2 separate regions of the Mus musculus genome follow, and region 2 is linked to region 1. Evidence: chromatin contacts called from ENCODE Hi-C or POLR2A ChIA-PET data. All regions are on one chromosome and are shown on one strand. Each heading gives the region's core, a stretch centred on a gene start or an enhancer-like site at or near the end of the contact. The rest is flanking DNA. Distances are from core to core; before and after follow the strand shown.

Region 1 (2,700 bases), core at 55-2,554:
CTGATAAATCTAGCTGTTCCTCGGCCTTTTTTTTTTACACACAGAAGACTTTCTAAGGAAACATGGGACTCTTGTTTGGCGGCTGTCATATTTAAGTACAAAATCCAGGATAAATCAGACTAGTGAATTAAAAGTTCTAAATCCTCTTAAAAGCTTGAGTGTTCCACAATTGGCTACAGATTAAAAAAAAAAAATCTGGCCACTAAATCACTGTACTTAGGGCCACACAAGCGAGAGATTGCAACCAATGATGGCGATGACATCCTATAGATCGACCTTTGAAGTCGCTGACACCAAGGGAGAAACAAGTCACACTGGGGGTGAGGGGGTGGGGACAGGCGGAGCAGCTGTGTATCCATCCTTCCTGAGTGCTGGTTTTCCATTGACATAGCCAAGGACCACTTTCTTCATAGGCCAGACAGCCACAGAACTCTTCCAGGAACATAGATAACACCAGCATCGATTACTAGGAAGGATTTGGATTATCCTAGCTTCTTGGGCAGAAAGCCATTTCTTGCAGTCTCCGATTTCAGCATGAGGCCAACTGAGTCATTTTTTTTGAGTTTAAAGAAGAAGAGGAAGAGGAGGAGGGGGGAGAGGAAGAAGAGGAGGAGAAAGATGACAAAGAAAACCCCGCAGGCTATTTCTATAAAAGGGGCTGTATGAAGAAGCTCCAGCAACTGTTACCAGACAACACGGTGGGATCCAAAAGCTATCCTGCCTACTTGATTAGGGAGAGAGAAAGCTCAGAGAGCACAGTGGACTTCTACAATCCACTCTGGGTGCCAGTATAATTTTCTCCATCACTGGAGTAGATAAATACAGGTTTTTATCCTCTTACAGATCCCCTGAGCTGCTCGAAATGTGAATTATCCCTTTCTACATTTGGAAGGGAATATAAGCACACAAACCCGTGCCTATTTATTTTCTGAAGTGTTTCCCTGAATAGGATTCCCAGTAGCCTGTCCTGCAGACATTGCTCAGCACACAGTAAACACATCAGCGGGCACACAGCTCCCTGCTGCTGCTGCTGCTGCTGCGTTTGGAACCGGGCTCTGGCTTTTGTAGCTGCTTTGTCTAAATATTTTGGGGATGGTTCAGTCAGGGTTTGAACATTCCAGCAGAGGGGCTTTCCCACAGTCTTTTCATACCACAGCAAAGGCGGACCAGGGTGCTGGACGGGGAGAGCAGAGAGGGAGGTACCTGGTGTCCCCGTCTGGAAGCAGTCCCCTCTGTAAGACCAGGCTTCCTCCCGAGACCACAGGGAGTGAGTTGCCTTCTTCTCGGTAGTAGTAAAAACTCAACATGGTTGGCGCTCAGCTGGCGACGGGAGGCTGGCACAGAAGGCAGCCCTGAAGGCCCAGGCCTGAATCAGCAGTGAGCTGCCCGCTGGAGTTTTCCATAGGACATTCAGGCTGGGGCTGGGAAGGTCACACTGGCCTCTGGCTTCCCTGCTGACAGGCAGAAATGACCAGCCTCCACACTGAGGCCCCCACATCCCAGGGACAGCTCCCTGTGGACAGAGTGATAAGTACTAGATCCAGAGGGGAAGTGACCACGGGGTCTGTGTTGGAGGACCAGACTTCACACACACACACACACACACACACACACACACACACACACACACACGAAGCCAGAAGGCTATCTTCAAGAACAATGAGCAGCAGGTGGGTGGCCGAATGAACGGTCATCAGCAGAGTGTTCACAGAATAGTGTGGCAGAGCTCTGTGAATGGACTAAGTGAGAATGCTACCCCAAGCATGTTCACACACATGGACAGTTGGTTGACCCCAGTGCCAGGCTTCGAGCAACATTGGTTTGTAAGTGAGCAAAACTAAGACGATTGCTCCTGGGGAATCTGCCAGTCCATCCAGGCTCATGAGGTTGGCTTTCTTCCAAAGGTAGTTAGGCTAGGGTTAGGATGAGCAGACAGGGTTTACAAAGTCCTTTCATCTTCGGGGAAGACCGGTTGCCAGGGGGGTTTTGCATAAAGAAATCACTTTCCAGAAGTGATCACATTTCCCAGTTTCAACCTTCCAAATGCAACTGGGAAAAAAGTGTGCATGAAAGGACCCAAGGCACGGGACGCAAACTGCTTGATGGCTGCCCCAGGGCTCGACGAGTGTTACAGGCACTGAAAGGGGAAGCAGGTGACAGTCAGGTGGTGGCCACAGTGTCCCTGTGGTTACCTGCCATCCTCTACTGTTAACAGAGCTCTTCTCACAGTGTGTGAAGGACAGATGCAGAGAAGCGACGTACATTCCAAGAGTTAAAAGAGAAGAGCAAATTCCTTTCTCCAAACATTAACTAACCTTCCCGTGTCTCTTTCCTTCCTTTCCCCTGACCAAAACAGGAGGCGGAGACAGACCGACAACAATAAAAATCATCAGAAGACTTCAGGAAAAATCATTCAGGGGAGGAAACGGTGCGGAGAATTGTCTTCAAATACCACAGACAGGCAGTGTGGAAGACAGTAATGTGTGTGGATGACTGTAGGACCCAGAAGGGCTCACCATCTCCAGTCCTGAACCGCTCCGTCTGCAGCTGTGAGTGACATTTGATGGATGGTGGATGTATGGGTTGACCTATGGTTGACGAATGGTTGGGCACACTGTGCTCCGAGCTGGGCCTGCAACCTCACCACCGAGGACCTGCTGGGCGACCTCACCTTTGCTGGTGACAACGGGAATAGAGTAT
Region 2 (2,700 bases), core at 14-2,513, 120 kb before region 1:
TGGTTTCAGTGTCACACGCCAGGACACATGCCAACACGGCAGGCTAAACAATGACACTCCCAACCAAAGAAGGTAAGGGAGCGTTTTGTTTAAACTGTACTACCGGGAGTATCGTTTCCCTATGTCCCAACAGTTCCCACTACTAGGATTCAAACCTGAGTACTAAGCTAAAATTGATTCCAGATTTTAAAGATCAATAGGTTCACCACTTTGAACGTGGAAACGCGGTTGGACTAGAAAACCATCAGATGCTATGCCTGTAGAATGTAGTCCAACTCTAGTGGTTATTAGACGGGCAGGTTTCCTAGCCTTCCCTGTGCCTCAGTTTCCTTAACTGTAAAACAAGACTAGTAAGAGGGTCTCGGTGGGTTGTACCAGGTAAGTAGGAGCTCTCAAGTGCTTCAAACCGTCTGTGGCACATTAAAAAGTGATCAATATACACCCATGGAGCCTTGAGGCTACTGACGTCAGGTCACGCAGGATTCCAGACAGAGATGCAAACACTGGTCCCCGCCCAGCAGAACCCCCTCCGTGTGTCGCTGCTCCCCTGGAGCACCTCGGGGGCTGTGGGAGGACCGCAGGGCACCGATCTGCTGGCGGGAGGGAGCCACCGAGGAAGGGGAGGACCCGGGAGCGGCCCCCACCCCGACGCCAGCCCCTCACCTTCCGGAAACTCGGGCACCGCTAGGTCCTGCTCCCAGCCGTCCACCTTCTGCAGATACTGGTAGACCAACTCATCCTTCTCTTGCTGGGTGACGGCGTCCAGCAGGGCGTACTCGAGCGAGGTCTGCGCGGGCAGCAGGCCCGAGAGGCTCGCGCCGCGCGCTCCGGGAGCCGCCATGTTGCGCGAGCTCCCGAGGGCTCCGGGGCCGAGGGCGCGGGTCGGACCAGCGTGCGCCGCCCTCTTGACTCAGAGCGGGGCCTGGCCAGCCCGGCCCTGCGCCACACACGCTTCCGCCTCCAATAAGCCTTCCTCCGGACGCCAAAGTCCAAAGGGCCGTGCTTCCCTGGCGCGTAATTAAACTCCAGAGTTGCCCACCCCGCCCCTTCCAGGTTCCGGGCCGCCGCGAAGCCTGGACGTTCAGAGCGCCAGATTCGACACGGGGAAGGCTGCTAGGGTCGCGCTCCAGAGGAGCTGGGAACCCATTGCCTTTGAAGCCCGGCAGGGAATTCCAAGACAAATAAAATTCAAATAACCATGTACACGTTTAAAAGAGCCGACTTAAGAAAAGCCTGCCCATTTGTGTGTCCCACTCTTAAACTGAGATCAGCCGATTCGGCACGGCAGTGACAGTGGGACAGCGTTCCCGCCAAGAAAGACTCGAAAGGTAAAGAAGGTAAAGCAACCCTCGGAGGAGACTCTTTTTTTTTTTTTTTTTTTTTTTTTTTTTTTTTTTAATGTAGGCAGTGAGGCCGGTGGTTTTGTGTTGACAACAACAAAAGTGTCCTGTGACTCTGGGTGTGCTGAAAGTGCGGGCGCGAATGGAATGTCCCGCGAGCTGGCGCAGAGAGGAGGCAGCTGCAGCGGGGTCCCCCTGCTGCCAGGCCAGGTGTGCCCACGAGGGACTACCGGGAGGAACGGGGCGAGCTGCACAAGGGCTCATTGGGATGTTGGCATTATTTAACCTGGGAATAATGTAGGGCTCCTTCATTGATCTTCCCCCCACCCCAGATCCAAAGGCAAAGAGCGGGAGCCTGTAGGAATTTTCTGGTACCTGACCTCTCTGGAGGTCTGCAGAAGTGGCTGATTGATTTCAGGGCAGACAGCCCCTATGGTGTGGAGTACAGTCTCACATGTTTGAACTTTGTTCACTGTGCAGGGTTTGATCCTAGGATGGAGGAAGAAATGGACTGACCCAGGAAGCTGAAACTGGTTGGACCCATGAGTCACGAATAAGGGCAGCTGTCGGTTGTAACCAACACCTCTTTGATTATGGTCTAGTCTATGGACTAGTCTCACACTAAGTAGACTAGGGACTGTGACTGGACTTGTAAATGGACACTTGTCCACATGAACGAGAGCCAGAATAGCTTTCTAACCATTATATGGAGACTGTTTTCAGTTAAAGTCATTGAGCCTGGTACTTACCGTCAGTGCTTGACATTCAAGACATTCTTGATTCTTATTTTTATAAATCAAGTTCTGAGAAGTTAAAAAAAAACCTGAATGAAATAGTGTCACAATGTAAAGAAAACCGTATAGATGTTACCCTGTAGTGAGTTCTCTTAATTTTATTATGGTATAAAATGGAACAGCAGGTGTTCACAGGTACTAAGTGGGTTGTGTGCCAATATCACCAAAGCTTTCAGTTCCAACCAAGTTAGTTGGCTTTTGGCTACTTTTTTTTTCCTATTAAAAACTTGTTACAAGAAATGGACTCTGAATTCACCAAAGACTGGTGCTGTACTCACAAAAATCATTTGGCCATGTTAGAAGACACGTTTTGGGAAGAAGAAATCTGGGAATATAAATCTAAAAGAAAGCCCAAACCCGTACATCCAAATAATTGTTCTGAAAATATTTCAGAATCTGTTGAAAAATCAACAGATGGAAAACACCAGTCAAAAGGAAATGAAAAAAGGACTTCAGAAAATCCAGGCAAGACGAAGGACCACAAAGTGTGCCTTGCAGAAACAGACAGTCAGATTTCTGCAGGTTCCAGTCAGAGTTCGAGCTGTAGAGATGAGAGTCAGCAGTCT

Evidence for each region. Hi-C counts contacts between places; a loop is a spot of excess contacts on that map. ChIA-PET counts read pairs that join two places held with the same protein, here RNA polymerase II (POLR2A).
Region 2: POLR2A ChIA-PET joins it to region 1 with 126 read pairs in Patski. The contact joins the promoter of Nhlrc2 here to the enhancer-like site in region 1. A Hi-C loop is called at or near these places in 3 of 37 maps with a recorded cell type or tissue (T-helper 17 cell, gastrocnemius and left cerebral cortex). POLR2A ChIA-PET finds 5 or more read pairs at or near these places in 2 of 5 experiments (Patski and embryonic stem cell).

The regions. Positions count from the first base shown.
Region 1 is chr19:56,424,368-56,427,067 of GRCm38, reverse strand. All of the region lies in intron 2 of Casp7 (caspase 7), which reads right to left. Among named protein-coding and RNA genes, the nearest start is that of Casp7, 29 kb to the right of the region's middle. Within about 2 kb of position 1,304, at least 2 of the 3 ENCODE cell types and tissues checked have a DNase peak (open chromatin) inside an H3K27ac peak, as active enhancers do; they include gastrocnemius, where a contact is called at or near this core.
Region 2 is chr19:56,546,824-56,549,523 of GRCm38, reverse strand. Nhlrc2 (NHL repeat containing 2) reads right to left here and starts at 1,263. Exons shown (of 11, transcript NM_025811.3): 1 at 664-1,263. The coding sequence starts at 841. Dclre1a (DNA cross-link repair 1A) reads left to right here and starts at 1,402. Exons shown (of 10, transcript NM_001360437.1): 1 at 1,402-1,550; 2 at 1,821-2,700. The coding sequence starts at 2,374.